2 separate regions of the Mus musculus genome follow, and region 2 is linked to region 1. The links are chromatin loops, found by intact Hi-C in ENCODE. Cell type or tissue: gastrocnemius. All regions are shown on one strand. Each heading gives the region's core, and the rest is flanking DNA. Links, peaks and the distances in the headings are about the cores only. Region 1 holds the start of 9930038B18Rik (a long non-coding RNA gene). Region 2 overlaps Pum2 (pumilio RNA-binding family member 2).

Region 1 (8,342 bases), core at 179-8,178:
GTAATTACCAGTCACCCTAGGGAAAGCAACACTTAAGGGACCATCAGTACCCTACTGCTTCTGGGCACTTCCTCCCCATCTCCAACCCCCCCCCCCTTTACTCCCCACACCTGTGCCCTAAGTCCTTACAAATCCCATTAACTCTGGAGACACATTCAGATACATTTGAACATAGTTCTTTATACTTAATGTGCTGCAGTTTACCCCAAGAACAATGGTTTTATTATACTGTGGCTCTCTGGTATCCTTTCTGGAAAGAGGGCAGGAAAGGATGGAGGGAGGGAGAAAGGAAAAAAGATGAAAGGAAGAAAGATCTCCCCTACAGGGAATTGAAGCCTTAGTGGCTGGGGTCAGAAATCATACCCTCCCTCGTGTTTAGGTATTAGGGTTCAGCTTGAGGTTGCGCCCTGTGTACAAGTGAGAGCATGCAGGCTGTGATATTTCCCTGTATGTGATGTTTGGATGTGGTGGAGCTGTATACCGAGTTAAACTGGCCTTTCCATCCTTGTTGGCTTAATGCGACCAATGGAGCCTAAAATAGCCTCTTGGGAGGTTACTGCCTCGCTCCCAGCTTAGACCATATTGTCTACCTCTTAACACCCTTCAGACCCTTGACACTTTAACGGACATCCCCAGCCCAGCCCAGTGGCAATCTCTTTCTACCAGGGGTTGTATATCCTTTAAGGCAAGGGAGGAGCAAGAGGATGTGCGTGAAGGGCCATGACGGGGGGGGGGGGGCGGGGGGGGCGGGGGGGGGGACACGACGACGGGAGGGGGGGAGGGCGGGGGGCGGCGCACAGGAAAGATCATCTAAAATGGACCCGTGTGGATAGAGAAGGGAGCAGCTGAAATTCTCAGGTGAGGCGTGGCCAAAGGGAGGTCAAGCTCCGTCAAAGGGACAGCTGCAGGGGATTAGTGGAGCTGGCCTTGCAGGCTGTAAAGGGACCTTCAAGCATATTTTCGTCTTTGTCCACCATGATTCCCCCACCCCGAGTCTATGGGTGGGACAGAGGAGGGTCTCAAGAAATCGTCTCAGAAGAGTGACGTTTATGTCGTTTATCTAGAGTTCGGAGGAGTCCTAGTTGCTGAGAACCAGGGAAATCTCATGTACTGGATCTCAGGAAGAGAAAAGGAAACCCCGTTCTCAATTCTGGGCTACAGAGGAAGCCTAGCTTTTCTTGGAAATGATACATCACGCCCTCGCAGCTTCGGGCTGCAGCCCAGTAAGGGAGCCCCTGGCTCCAGTAACTGGGAAAGGCACCAGTGTGTTTGGCCATTAAGACTAGGAGACAGTAAAGTAAGTTGAGTATAAATGAACCTCTATCTCACAGTCAAGGTAGGGAGCTAGGGGATGGTCCTGGGAGGTTATCCCCCAGCTTAGCAACCTCAGTTTGTTCCCCAAGACCCATATCGTGGAAGGAGAGAAGCAACTCCCACCAGTCAGCTAGCCTCTGACCACAAACATGTGCTCATGAATAAGTAAATAAATAAATACACTCTAAATAAATGAACAAGCGTTTAAAAAGGGGGTGGAGAGCCTTGAGGTTGACCCCTGGCCCTTTACAGGCTGTTCTCTCCCTTGATAGAAGGACAGCGCATGCGCTCAGCACCATACCTGGCTGTAGGAGCTGTGGGTTCTGAGAACCATTACATGCCAACGCTTATCAGACTCTCAGCCTCTGTTCCTCTGTCAACTTAAGTTTAAAGCTTCTAGAACAGTGGTTCTCAACCTGTGGGTCGAGACCCTTTGAGGCAATCCATTCACAGGGGCTCACATAAAACCATCGGAAAATACAGATATGTATATATATGTATATGTATATATATATATATATATATATATATATATGTATATGTATATATATAAAATGATTCATAACAGTAGCAAAATGACAGTTATGAGGTAGCAACAAAAATAATTTTATGGTCGTGGATAAACACAACACAAGGAACTCTACTGGAGGATCACGGCATTGGGAAAGTGGAAAGCCACTCTTTAGTGAGTCCTGGTCTCCATCCTCACCGTTCATTTACTGTTTGAATACCTGCTGGTGGAGGTGGCTTTGCTCATGTCCTTCAGGACAGGTGGCTCTGTGTTCTTGTGTGACACTCCCTGTACAGGAGCATCTAGCAAGCCTGGCTCTGGGATTGAGGTCCCAGGTGGCCCTGAGACCCCACCAGTATGCCTATGGCTGACAAGCTTCCAGCATTCTCCTTCCTAGTCAGAGGAAAGAAAACAAAATCTCACTACGCTCCTCTCACTGGCACCAGATGTTAGCACCCTCTCTCCAGTGAGCTTGGGCACGTGCTAGAGAAACCACTCCTGCTCTGCAGAACAAACCTAAAGGCTGGCTACCTGTCTAGTGGGGAGTACTAGAAAACATAGAAATGTCTCAATTAACTATCACGCTACTTGCTTTACTTAAGGTTCCTATTGCTACTATGAAATACCATGACCAAAACGTAGCTTGGCAAGAAAGGGTTAATCTGGCGTACAATTCCATATTGCAGTCTATCATTGAAGGAAGCCAGGACAGCAATTCAAACTCCTACCCGAAGGTAGGAACTGATGAAGAGATCACAGAGGGGTGCTGCTTACTGGCTTGCTCATCATGGCTTGCTCAGCCTGCTTTTTTTTATAGAACCCAGGACCACCAGCGATGGCACCACCTACAATGGGCTGGGCCCTCCCCTATCAATCACTAATCTAGCATACAGCTAGATCTTATGGAGATGTTTCTCAGTTGAGGTTCCCCCATTTTCAGATGATTTTAGTTTGTGTCAAAGTGACTTAAAACTAATAAGGACACCACCTTTCCCAGGAAATCTGAGCCCAGAACCAGCTTTTAAAAAGTTCCTGGAGTCTGGATATGAAACTGGGGGTGACCCTACTGGGACTAGCCAATGGGCAGGGGCTTTTTAGAAATAGCTAACTTGGGCTGGAGAGATGGCTCAGCAGTTAAGAGCACTGACTACTCTTCCAAAGGTCCTGAGTTCAAATCCCAGCAACCACATGGTGGCTCACAACCATCTGTACAGCTACAGTGTACTCATATACATAAAATAAATAAATCTTAAAAAAAGAAACAGCACAGTCATGAATGGGGGGCAGTGATAGGGGGCTTGACTGGTCTTGAGGGTCAAGAGAAAGTCGGACAGGGGCAGTCACAGCCTGGGGATTGAGTTTCTTTAGGCACCCATATCAGTACTTTAGTACCAACATGCTTGCATGAGAGTCTCTAAGTAGCATGCTCACAGTATTGGTTAATTTCCCTATTACCATTGGTTTATAAAGTAGACCAAGTTGGCCTTGATCCTCCTGCCTTAGCATTCCGATTGGGATTTCAGGTATGTGCCACTATGCTCAGGTGATCTCTCCACTATCAATGTGGTTCATTAAACTGACTTTTGTAGATGAGAGAAGAGACCCTCATTTCAAAGGCTCTGAGAACTCTTGTGTTCCAAAACTCTGTTACTATTAAAAATTACTTGTAATGGGGGAGTGGGGGGGCACACACCCAGTACTCAGGAGGGAGATGAAGGCAAAGCTCTGTGAGTTCAAGGCCAGCCTGGTCTGCAGAGTGAGAACCAGGACAGTCAGGGCTATACAGAGAAAACCTATCGAAAAAAAAATCAATCAAAGAAAAGAAAAATGACTTGTAAAAGTATATAGTAGTGTGTGCTTGCATGGATTGCTTGGTTTAGTTAAGGGACCTCTGCTCATAGGAACATGTGACAGTCCCAGGTTAGAGGACCTCAGTTGCTGAAGTGCCAGCTGGAGCCACCAAGGCCACAGAAACAGCCATCTGAGGCTCCTGAACACAGGACTTGTGCCACCTTCAGGAACAGTACAATTCATAACAGTAGGAAAATTACAGTAATGAAATATCAAAATCATTTTATGGTTGGATGTCACCCCAACATGAGGAACTGCATTTAAGGGCTACAGCATTGGGAAGTTTGAGAACCACTGTAAGCCATAAAACAGACTGCACCTGTTACAAACCTGTAATTTACCCAGCCTTTAATCCCCCAAAAGAAAAGAACCTTCCATCCGTCCTCAGACTCCAGTGTCATAGCTGACTATAGCCATGCCATGCTAGGACCACCTTAGTCCTTAACAGCTCACTGACCATGAAGAACTCCCTTCAAAACATAAAAACATGTGTCTCCCAGAGCCAAAAACATGACGTGATGTTATGGGAAAGACCATTGATGGAAGCTAGGCACCAACCCAGCCACTGCCCTGGTGCTACCCCTGCCCTAACTCTCATTGAACACTAGGTATGGTTATTTTCTATGGATGGTACAGGTATAAAGAACTCTAGTGCTGGGACAGAAATAAAAAGCCACCTTCTAGACAGTTTTGCCAAATATCACAGAGCAATTTGCCATGTGCCAGAGCTGGAATGGTTAACTAGACTACTGCAGCTAAGGCAAAAAAGAACCCCTCTATGCTCATCAGCCCACAGGGTCCGAGGTCAGCAACCACCTCCAGAAACACAGCGGCAAGGCCTTCATGTCTTGCCTTTCCTAAGGGACATTACCTAAGGTACCACTAAGTTGTGACTAAGGAATGCAGGGCCTCAGACTAGGAGCATGGGCTTGCATGGGATTGATTAATAATCGATGGACATAGAAAATTGGAAATTTCATCGCTGTGGACAAGAGAGACGCATCTTTCTTTTTTAATGTAGTAAATAAAGCTAGCATGCCTATCAGCAACATTGTTTCAAGCGCGGCAAGATATCAGCCGGTTGGTAAGAGCGCCCTCCTGTGTCAGTGTGGTGGAATGTCTACTTGCATTGGCTTCAAAACACACTTCCTCTCCCATTTTTCATTAGGCAAACCTGTCAGAACTTCGTTGAGGCCTCTAACCATGTGGGTTCAGTTAGCCCCTGGGAGGAGGAAGACTAGTGTCAGGGGCCTCTGACCTCAGCTAGGATAAAGGCTTCACTCCTTCCTATGTACTGCACAGTTCCATTCCTATAAATGATTGGAGATCCCACTGTGTTCATGTGGCGCCTATCTGTAGACTGACTCCATGTTTATTAAGATCTAGCACGGAAAAGATTTTGAAAAGTGCTTATTCACTTAATATACTTAAAATAGCATTTTGTAGCAGCAAAACATTTTTATGAAAATAAGGGGGGGGGGGAATGTAAGGATGACTTGGTTAGTAAAGCATTTGCCTCAAGACTGAATTTGATCCGCAGAACCCGCATAAAAATGCTGGACATGTCAAGTGCATGCTTGCAATCTCAGTGCTGGAAAAACAGAGACAGGAGGCTCCCTGGGGCTCCCTGGCCAGCCGGCCTAGCCTAACCAGTGAGCTCTGTGTTCTGTTTCAAGAGAGATGATCAATGTTCCTGAGGGTAACTCTCAAGATTGCTTTCAGCACCCCCCCCCAGCACACAGAAAGAGAGAGAGAGAGAGAGAGAGAGAGAGAGAGGCTTAATTTTCTAAAGCAAGTACATTCATCACAAAGCTAGCATTATTTTACGTGTTTGCAAATCTCTCTCTGTCTGGATTAACAGAAGACAGCTGATTCTCACGTTCGCTTCTGCCTCTAATCCCTTGCCATATTAGGTCACGTAGCCTCTGGGAAACTCTGTGTGTGCTGACAGCAGGAGTGACGGAGGCAAGTAAAGCCTACAGGTTATTACAGAGACATTTTGACCTTGGGATCCCCTGAGATGGTCTTGGGAAACTGGGACGGGGGTGGGGGTGGGGGGACTGTTTTGAGAACTGCTAATTAAGAATGTAGTCACATGGGGGAGTGTCTGGGGGCTGACAACTTCGTTGGTAAAGTGCCTGCATGTGTGAGGAGCTGACTGAGCCGAATCCCCAGCACTCATGTAAAAGGTTGCTTACTTGTAACCCTAATGCTGATGAGGCAGAGTCAGGAGGCTTCCCTGGGGCTTGCTGCTTAGCCAGCCTAGTCTAACAGCGAGCGAGCGAGCGAGCGAGCGAGCGAGAGAGAGAGAGAGAGAGAGAGAGAGAGGGGGGGGGGGAGGGGGAGAGGGGAGGGGAGGGGGAGGGGGAGAGGGAGGGGGGAAGATGGAGAGGGAGAGGGGGAGGGGGAGGGAGAGGGAGAGGGAGACAGAGAGCGAGCATGTGTGCACTGATGCAGAAGCAACTGCATAAGTATGTGCAGGTCAGCAGAGGCCACTGTCCATTATTATCCTCTATTGCTTTCCGTATTTTATTTTGTTTAAGATTATTTAGAGGGAAACTAGAGCATACTGATTGACTAGACTGGCTGGCCGGTGAGCTGCCCCAACCCGCCTAGATCCTTCCAGTTTATGGTTCAAGCATTGGAATTGCAGGCACCGGTGGCCACATCCTGGCTTTTTATGTGGGAGCTGCAGACCCGAACTTGGATCCTTGACTTGCTTTGCAAGCTCTCAACCCAATGAGTGGGGCCATTTTCACAGCCTTAAGAATATTTTTTAAGTGACTGTCCTGGTGTTTGAAGTTTTCCCCAACCAAAGAACCTATCTGAACCTGAAGATGGAAAAGATATACCCCGATCCTGGGTTACTCTATGTTCAGGAGAGAGAGAAAAAAAAAAGAGATGTCCATAAACTTTCCATCCTTTGATGTCCATCACAGGCAGAGGGTACTGTTTGTGGGCAGCATCTCAGCCACCTCTTGCTGGTCAAACACCTTTCAGCCTTTCAGAACTTTCCTCGCCCATCCTTCTGTTCCACGCACCTGGCCCATCAGCTCTGCTGCCAATTTGAGATCTTTTTGACCCATAAACAGAAGCTGGAACAACAGTTTTCTCTGCTAATTCATGGAAGCTCGTGTCTGGATTGTACCCAGAGGTAAACCCAGCCTCCACCATCCCCAAACACAAAACACCTCTGGGAGGGCCTGGGTGCTAGCTCCCTGACCCTGTGAACTGCACTGGGCATTGCCTGCCATCTGCAAACGTCACTTGAGGATACCTCCTTTCCCACAGTCAGCTGTGACCTGGACACAGTCCTTATGATAAGACACTGACTTCTTGACGGACCCAGATTTTGTCTCAGTCATGCCATACTTCCGTTCTCTTCCACCTTGGCCCAAGTCAACAGCATCACTTACTTTTTTTTTTTATGTATGAGAATGTTTGCCTGTGTGTCCTGGTGTTTGTGGAGTTCAGCAGAGGGCACTGATCCCCTTAAACTGAAGTTATAGAGGGTTGTGAACCAACACGGAACCAAATCTAGGTCCTCTGCAAGAGCAACAAGTGCTCTTAACTGCCGAGCCATCTCTCCAGCCCCTAGCATCACGCATGGGGGCTCACGACCCACTTCCACTCCATATAATGCTGACCGGTATTGTTTCGTGCAGGTCTTGTGCAGACAACCACAGCTGCTGGGGCTTGGGGGGTGTGGGTTATCCATGAGTCCTGTCACGTCAAAAAACTGCTGCTTCCCTCCAGTAGTCTGAGCAGGGCTGATCCGTAGACTGCCTAGGGAACCCAAGTTGGGGACTCAGCTCTCACACCAGGTGGTCTCTTCCTAGGGGTGACAGCAGTCTCCAGACCATTTCTTTTCCCTCCTGGCCCCTGAAGCAGCCTGAGTGACTTCTATAGAATGCCACCGAGTCTATCTGTTGCCATCAAAGCTCTTCGCAGGGCTTGCTGGATACTTTGTCTTCATTTTCCCTCTGTTTGAGAAAGGTTATCCTCCAAGGAAGGAAGGTCTCAGCTCTTTGGGGGACACTGTAACTGTTCTCCATCACAGAGCTCTGCCGCCTCATACATCTCTCCAATCTCAACACATCCTCTTTCACCTCTTCCTGGAAGTCCTAGTATCACACGCTCCTGGGCCTGATGACTTCCTTCCTGTACCCCCCCCACACACCCACACCCACACCCACCCCCACCCCCCCCCACCCCCCCGCTGCCACTGCCCCATTTGGCTTCTGTCACTCACTTGGTCTCATAACTCCTGACTTCTGTCCTGGTAGAGGGGTACCCAGTGGGAAAGGAGGTTGATTCCCTGATCCTGATGATGCTCAAAGACCAACTTGCTAGAGTCTTCTGATCCCTGTGGTCCAGAGGTGTTGTAAGGCAGGTGATGTACTGCTCTCACCATCCTGATCTGGTCAGATGCTGAGATCCACGTGGTCAGCTCCAACTCTGCCTCTGAGATACTGGTCACCTGCCCCAGGCCTGGCTGAATTCCAGGCCATCCACCTCACCTCTCAATACTATCCTGTATACCCGGTTACTTCACTCTCGGGAGAGGCCTGCCTGAGTGAATGAGATGGAGGCTGAAAGCAGAGTCCCTAAGTTGAGGGTCCTTCTAGGTTGGGGCCCAGCTAGGGGAGCAACTCACAGGATCAAC
Region 2 (8,342 bases), core at 32-8,031, 170 kb after region 1:
AAAACATGACACAATGCATCTGAGTCCCATATGACTTTGTTTCACATATCAATGTACAAATAATTATTTTTTCAGAAACAACAACAATTTTAGATGTCCCTTTAAAAAGATATCAGAATAAAGCAGACTTAGAAAGGGAAAGGACTAAGGAATGGATAATGAGATTAAAGGATTCTTTAGATCAGAATCAGGAATCCTCAGTGCATTCTTATGTTGTCTACAACAACAGCATAAGGGGAGTTCCAGATGAGAAAAATCCACAAAGGCTTGAGGAAAATATACTGAGTTAAAAATACAGATTCTGTTTAATGAAGTCACCTTAGAACAATGTCATACAATACTTTGTTTCATTTTGTAGAATTTGAAAATGTAAAATATTTACATGTATTAATACATCATATAGTTGATGCCAAATTCAGAATTCCAAGGGGCTTCTGCCTTGAGTTTTAAAAAGAAATAATTCTAAGATTGCACATTTATTAGAGATGGTGGCTATACCTTTACAGACTGAAGCTGATGATGCTTTGACATATGTATCCAATAAAATAGAACAGTTTTTTAAAATATTATAGGGTAAAACATATACATCTTACAAATATACCTTACAAATGTACAGGTTAAACAACTGTAAAAAGATCTAACTATGCTTTAAAGGAAATACAGGACAGAAAGGGGATATGGGATCTCTCAGAGATAGATTAAATACTTTATCCACTTTATTTTTTAAAGATCAATTAAGACATAACATAGCTGCTGAAATACACTGAAAGAACTGTTAGATCAGCCTATGTATGTGAAAACCTCAGAATGAAAAGAAAGGAATGTGTTGCATTGAGGAAGAGGTTTTGCCTGTTTCAATAGGGAAAAAAAAAGCTGTGGATTCCATCAAAAGTAGTGAAAATTAGATTTAACCAGAGCAGACATACTGAAGATCTTGGCAACAGAAACAAAGGAAGAAACCAAGAAGAAAAATAAAACAGATAAAGTATATACACTGATCCCTTTATGTGGGAACAGGTTTGAAACTGGCTAAAATTTGGATATCTCAAGCCAGGACTACAGCTATGCCCAGCCTGTAAATCTTGTTGGTTACAGAGTTCTCAAGATTTATCATGCCATCCTCTGTATGGCAAGGGTAAAAATTTATATTATAAATTGGATATATAGTACAAACAGACTTATAAAATTTGATGCCTTTTCCCTAATCTGAACACAAAGAATAATCTTTAGTTGAATTGTACACACTGCACATTCCATACATGTTAATGCAAAAATGTATATTAATGTTGAAAGATTCTACGTTTGCAGAACAAAAGAACCAGACATCAAAGAAGACAAGGCAAAACTAATCCAGGCTAATATGTAAGGCTGGATAGGCCAAATGATAGTAACAAAAGAGAGATTGGATTCTTAAAGTATCTGTTGAGGATCGATGTAGCTATGAGGGTAAGTAAAGGGGGGACTAAGTATTGCTATTTTCTGATGCAAATTTTTGTAAAAGGCGTAGTGTTTACAATGAAGCAGAGATAAAAATAAAAATACAAAATTTACTATGCCCGTATTTCCCAATTTATTAACATGAAATTCTATAGGTTCTTTTCTTTCTAAAAACATGTATAGATGTTTGGCTTGCATATAAGTCTATATGCCACACACATGTCTGCCACCATGGTACTAATAATGGCAGGAAAGGGAGTTGGATGTCCTAGAACTAAAATGACATAATAGTGAGGTATGTATGGGTGCTGGGAGTCAAACTGGGAACACTCCATAGGAGCAATCTGCTCTCTTACTCACTGACCCATCTTTCCAACTTCTCCTGGCTTTTTGTGATATGTAAATTTCCCTGACATTAGGTAACTGTGTGTGATGATAAATTTTAGTTATCAACTTGACAATCTAGAATCAGCTGGGAGAATGTCATCTTAAAATGTGAGAGGTTGTCTTACTATAATAATTGAAGTGGAAAGATGCTGTGGTTCACACCAGGAACAGTTTAAAAAAAACAAACAAACAAACAAAACCAACAACAAAAACCCTTGATAACTGTGTTAAGAATTTTGCTATATTGTCATTCCCAAAACTGGACTTCTCAAAAAAAAAAAAAAATTGATTTCAAAGATTAGTATCTGGATCTGAGGGGTTTGTGTTTAAGACAGGGTTTCTTTGCATAGCCCCAACTGTCCTAAACTCCCGTAAGACCAGGCTGGCCTGAAATTCACCACCTTCACGCCCCAAGTGCTGGGATCAAAGACATGGACCATCACTACCCAGATGGATTCTGAGTTTGCAATAATATATTAATAAATAGTCAAAGCTTCAAAGATTCTGAGTTGGTCACTCTTCACCTAACATTTTAAATCTCTTGAGCTTCCCCTTCCCACCCTCAAAATCACCCCCCACCCCACCCCCAACTACAGTTATATCAAACTACTTATATACCTGGCATGCCTGCAGCAAGACTCTGACCAAAAGCCAAAGTTGGGTTTGCAGCTGCTGCAAGTGACTCTGCTTGCTGCCCTTGTTGGCCCTGACTTGGAGTAATAGGACGCTGACCTGCTCCAGGACGAAGAACCTAGAAAGGACAAATAACTCAGTTAAAAGGAATATAGCAACAAATTCATCTTAGACAACTATATACATATCACAGTAGAATTTGGATATTTTTTGGAAAGTAAAATATAAATTTAACATGAAAAGTTATAAATAATTTCCACCATAAAAACAAAGAAACAACACTCCTGGTTCTTGACAACTACAATACTCTATAAAGTAACACTGAGAGTGTAGCTCTTTGAGTAACTTATTTCTAATATTTATACTCTCCTTTTAAAAGATCCAACTAAAGGTGAAATGGCTAAAGAGCTAAATTACTTAATTTAAAAATGTTATTTATTAAAATTTATTTAAATTATTTTCTAAGGCTGAACACTGAAACATGAGACGTTTAAGGGAATTCACCTTTATGAGACTGTGATGTGAAGCCAAAAACCAAACCAACAAACAAAAAACTCACCAAAAACCAAAACACACAAAAAAATTTTGGAACTCAAGGAAAATTTAGCTTTAGAACTTGTTAAAACATAAAACTTATGTGTGAAAAATAACAAACTTCAAAGTAAGGTAGAAAGCTCTTAAAATAATAAAACACAAGCGCAGGGCGTGGTGGTGGTGGCGGCGGCGGTGCACGCCTTTAATCCCAGCACTTGGGAGGCAGAGGCAGGCGGATTTCTGAGTTTGAGGCCAGCCTGGTCTACAAAGTGAGTTCCAGGACAGCCAGGGCTACACAGAGAAACCCTGACTCCAAAAAAACAAAAAACAAAAACAAAACAAAACAAAAACAAAAATGATGAAATTAATAATACATTTTACAAGTATTCAAGCAATTCCTGGTAGAGCAAACTCTTTCCTGGTAGGGCACACACAAAAGATAAAAGATACGGGTTAAATAAATTATTAAATGATGTTATGATATGATATACAAAGGCTGAGCTAAACAATACCTTCCACAGAACATCAATATGGCATTAAAAGTATTATAGAGGGGCTGGTGAGCTGGCTCAGTGGTAAAGAGCACCAACTGCTCTTCCAAAGGTCCTGAGTTCAAATCCCAGCAACCACATGGTGGCTCACAACCATCCGTAATGAGGTCTGATATTCTCTTCTGGAGTGTCTGAAGACAGCTACAGTGTACTTACATATAATACATTTATAAAAACAAAAGTATTATAGAAAATTCCTAACAAAAACTACCTAACAAGCAAGCAACAAGGTATTTAATTTGCTTTATAGAAATACCATGAACACAGCAGCCAGAATTCTCACTTAGCAACATTGTGTTTACATTTATCAAGATAATTTTAATTCAGGCCCTTTCAAAAATTGTCTCTGAAGGCACAGACTGGAGGATCACTGGGAGTGGCTTTATAGTAAAGCTCTGTGGAAAAAACCTCTACCTAATTAATATTTTATTTGAGAAATTAAAAGCACCCTTTAATGAAAATGTCTCATCTTTTAGTGATTAACAGCACACTTGTATAACTACTTAGACATCTGTAGACAAATGAAGGAGCAAGCTCTTTGATATAGACATCAAGAATGTTTATTTTGATGTTTCTTGAAACAAGGCCTAATTACTCAAGATGGGCTCGCCTCAGTTTCCCCATAGTGATGGGGATTACACTTAACACCACATCAGGTGTATTAGCAACTTTTAAGAATCAATTAAAAAAAAAAAAAGAAGGATCGATAAAAATAAGCTTTTGGGGATGGTGAGAAAGTTCAACGGTTAAGAGCGCTGGCTGCTTTTCCAGAAGTCCTGAGTTCAATTCCCAGCACTCACATGATGGCTTGAAGCCATCTATAAAGGGGTCTAATGCCCCCTTATGGTATACAGGTGTACATGCAGACAGAATACTCATACGATTAAAAAAAGAACATAAATAAAAAATAAGCCTTAAAATTACTTGACTTTTGAAGAAAGTAAAATAATGAAAACAGGACACACCAAAGCATTGTTTTAGGGTTTTGGTTTTTTCCCAGACAGGGTTTGCTTGTGTAGCCCTGGCGGGTCTGGAATTAGCTCTATAGAACAGGCTGGCCTCAAACAGATAAATGCTAGGATTAAATAAAGGTGTGTGCCACTATTGCCAGACCACACCAAACCTTTAAATGCTGATCAGAAAATTAAAAGTCAGTAAGTAGTTGCATATCAACTATATATTAAGTACTATCATGCTATGTACTGAGGAATGGACTGTATAATATAATTAAATAATAAAGACTCCTTTATTATTTCACAAAGAAAGGCCTACCTGCTGCTGTCCAGGCTGAGCTTGTGATGCTGCTTGCTGGTTGGCTGTGTTGCTTGCCGCAGCTGCAGCTTGTTGCTGAAATAAATTGGCTGGATACACTCCCCATGGAACACCGTAATACTGAGGTGGAACCACTGCTGGACCTAAACCCCATATGGCCCATCAAAAGAAAAAAAGTCACTAAATTTTATATACAAGATCAGTTACCATTAAACTATAAAAGGAGACAAATCTAAGGCTTAGAGCTGAGCATATCTATTATAATGTTTCTCCTCACACTTGCTATTACACCACACTTTTTCTAATTCTTTTAAGACATGTCAGGTATGGGTTTGTTTTTGTTAAATTTGAGACATCGTCTCAGTTTGTAAACAACTAGTCTCAAACTCATAATGTCTTGCTGCAGATTCCCAATTACTTGCACCATTACAATACCCAGCTTACTGCTGCTATCAAAGACAGAACAAGAGTGCTCATGACAGCAGTGGCCTTACTGAATAGATTCAAGTAAAACACAAGGCTACCAATAAACTGACAGGACACTTACACACTCACATGTATTGACTGCCCATGTGGGTCTACTATAGACACAAATAACAAGGTAATACATTAGAAACCATAAAACTGTAACACTTAAAATAACTCATTAATTCAGTAAGAATAATTTTTTGATGTTAAATTTTTTAAACTATTACTTTGTAAGAAAACTAGGGAACCAGCTCACAGTGTATGAACTTTAAGCCTTTAAAGACATTTTTCCTATTGGAAACAGCACATCAACATCCTTACATGCAACTGAGTTATATGAAAACAGATGTGAGACATCAGTGGTCAGGGGAATGAACAAGTTGTCTAGTCGAGAATTAGATGATTCAAAAAGGGTGATAAAGAAAGCAAACTAAGGGGAAATAAAATCAACTGGTTTTGCTCTATTTTATTTTGCTTAAGATATTTGATTATATAGATTAATGAGTCCACCAAAAAAGTAGTTGAGTAAATGTCCTGATTTTTGACAGATACAACAAAATGTCAAATCAAATTAGGGCAATTAATTTGTTTAAAAACCCAACGTCACAGAGTTTAGGAGAAAAACAGAGCCCAGTATAAATATCAAATTGCTAAAATTAAAAGCACTTATAAACTTAAAGGCAAATATATTTCTAAAGATAATGATTTAAACACAACCTATAATAAAGATTGTCAGAACATAAAAAATTGCAAAACAAACAAATCAATAGAAAATTAAAGTGTGTAAAAACAAAACAAAACAAAACAAAACAAAAAAAACCCTCAAACTACCAAAAGCCTTTGTCTATTCAACACAGCCAGAAACTAGTGTGGAAGCTGAGCAAGAGGCCTAATCCGGAATAGTTCTGCACAAGTATACTAGGATTCTGAAGATTTAGCATGAAGAGCAATGCAAAATATAGATTTTAAAAATATTGATTAGGTGTTACAGTACTTTAGACATACTGGATCAAGTCAAATAAAATATACTACTGAATTACTTTATATTATGGCTAACTAAAAAAACTAATAAACTGTATTTTCTGGCTTATACTGCATTTCTGCTGAACAGTCACGGTGCTAACAAAAGGCTTAAGTTAACTAACTGTATGTACTAAATAACCTCTTGAAGATACTTCTTTCAGTCCTGTGGATAAATGTATATACACACACATATATAGGAGCATGCACAAACACACACACACATAAACAGACGACTACTAACATCAGCATATTAATATCTAGCTAAACAGCACCAGCAAACTATACATACTCATGGAATTATGTAGCACAACTTCTACATCAAAAGCTACTGACAGGTTTCTTTCAGTTTAATAGTTTAGACAGAAAAAAAAAAAAAAGAAGAAGAAGAATTAGCTTTCTTCTCTCACTTTAAAAGTATGTCTTACGTTTGGAAGCTGTCATTCTCCAAAAAGAGATGGACTATCCAACAGTCATAAATACTAACTGGTGACAATTATCTCTTAAAAGTCAGAAGTAGTAGTGACATTTTCAAAGTTATGCCACCAGAGGCATGCAAGTGAACCTAGGAATGACAGTAACACATTCTTGCCTCTACAAGCAATACAAACCATGCTTAAGGACTGAATTTATTTCTGCATCTGTAGCCAATTCAACCTAAATCAAATACCCCTAATGACTTTACACAAGACCATCAAAATAGTCTGTCAGTAAGACTGCACCTGACTAGCACGCAAGTTTCCCTTAACTTAAATAAGCAATTAATACACATTTGGCTTGAAGAGCACCTGTCAATAAAATTCCTTCCATACTGTTTGCACCCAGCTTGCTTGTAATACTTAAGAAATGTTTTAGATATACATTCTCTCCAAGAATTTCATCGACCTCCAAATTATTTCTGAAAAAATAATGTCGCTTTGTTTTGATTATTAGGATCAGTTATTTAAAATGAAGGTGTAGGTTCCACACTGTAGGATTTCTAAACTACAAACTAGAAATATAAACCAACTACACAAGAGTTATTGTTGCTGCCCTGTAAGTGTAATTGAAAAATGAACTCTCTTCAAATTTCAGTTTATTATGGAAAATATATTAGTTTCTCAGAAGAACTTCAAATTACTCATAGATTACCCCTCCCCCCAAAAAAAACCTTATATCAAGATTAAAACCAAGTTCATAACAAGCAACAAAGAATAAACAAGTTACCTGCTAATGTTGCTGCTGCAGCCAATCCTGCTGCAGTATACGGGTCAGTCCCTGGAGGAGCAGCACTAATAATATATGGATTTGGCACAAATGCAGCTGGAGCAAGGCCTGCTGAGAATACACCAGCTATATTTAAAAGGGTGAGAAATAATAAACGAAAATGTAAAGCATTTCTTCACAACCATTGTAATTCTGAATCTGGGGTGGGACCCCATACAATAAAGGTTTAAATTTTTACTGAATAACCCCATTTAGAACATCAGCTGTTTTATTAAACTTTTGGTCATCCTAAGTAGTTTGGATTTTGTCCTCAAAACAACAGAGAAACAAGAAAGAGTTTAAAGAGAGTTACTTTTAAAGCTTCTATGATTTCTGAGCTTAATATAAGCCCACACAGATTAGGTAAAAGCCAAAAACTATTGAAAATTCTGTCTTTGCAGTATTCTTTTTGTTGTTGTTGTTGTTTTGTTTTTTGAGACAGGGTTTCTCTGTCCTGGAACTCACTCTGTAGAGCAGGCTAGCCTCAAACTCAGAAACTCCCCTGCCTCTGCCTCTCAAGTGCTGGGATTAGAGGCGTGCACCACTACAGCCTGGCTGGTAGCCACAAGCCTGGCTCTTTGCAGTATTCTTATCAAAAGAGAAGAAATTTTTAGGCACTGACAATTACCATTCCTGAAAATGCACTGCTGCAAATGTGTCTTCTGGAAGGTAACCAAGACAAATTGAAAAGGGAAAGAAATAATGAAAATGAATATATTTAAAATTAAAGGAGTTAGAGACCCAGCTTTAGATGATGATGATAAAGATGAGTTTATTTTTTCCTTGCCTTTTTGA

What was found. Peaks named below come from ENCODE experiments on the same cell type or tissue, not always from the same donor. Only the 100,000 strongest peaks of a DNase experiment are listed, where the experiment ranks them.
Region 2: it touches region 1 in a loop (2.0-fold over the local background); 1 of 42 quality-filtered maps calls a loop at or near these places.

What each region holds. Positions count from the first base shown.
Region 1 is chr12:8,885,916-8,894,257 of GRCm38, reverse strand. 9930038B18Rik (a long non-coding RNA gene) reads left to right here and starts at 813. Exons shown (of 3, transcript XR_105447.5): 1 at 813-858. The region is part of intron 2 of Gm33483 (a long non-coding RNA gene); the gene reads right to left. In gastrocnemius, for the core only: CTCF peaks have their summits at 1,243 and 4,788 (motif pointing left); a DNase peak (open chromatin) is centred at 4,773; H3K4me3 peaks cover 835 bases; H3K27ac peaks cover 1,329 bases.
Region 2 is chr12:8,718,280-8,726,621 of GRCm38, reverse strand. Pum2 (pumilio RNA-binding family member 2) reads right to left here. Exons shown (of 21, transcript NM_001160220.1): 8 at 7,509-7,634; 9 at 4,815-4,957; 10 at 2,443-2,575. Among named protein-coding and RNA genes, the nearest start is that of Pum2, 48 kb to the right of the region's middle. In gastrocnemius, for the core only: a CTCF peak has its summit at 4,378 (motif pointing left); no DNase peak of the experiment used is centred there.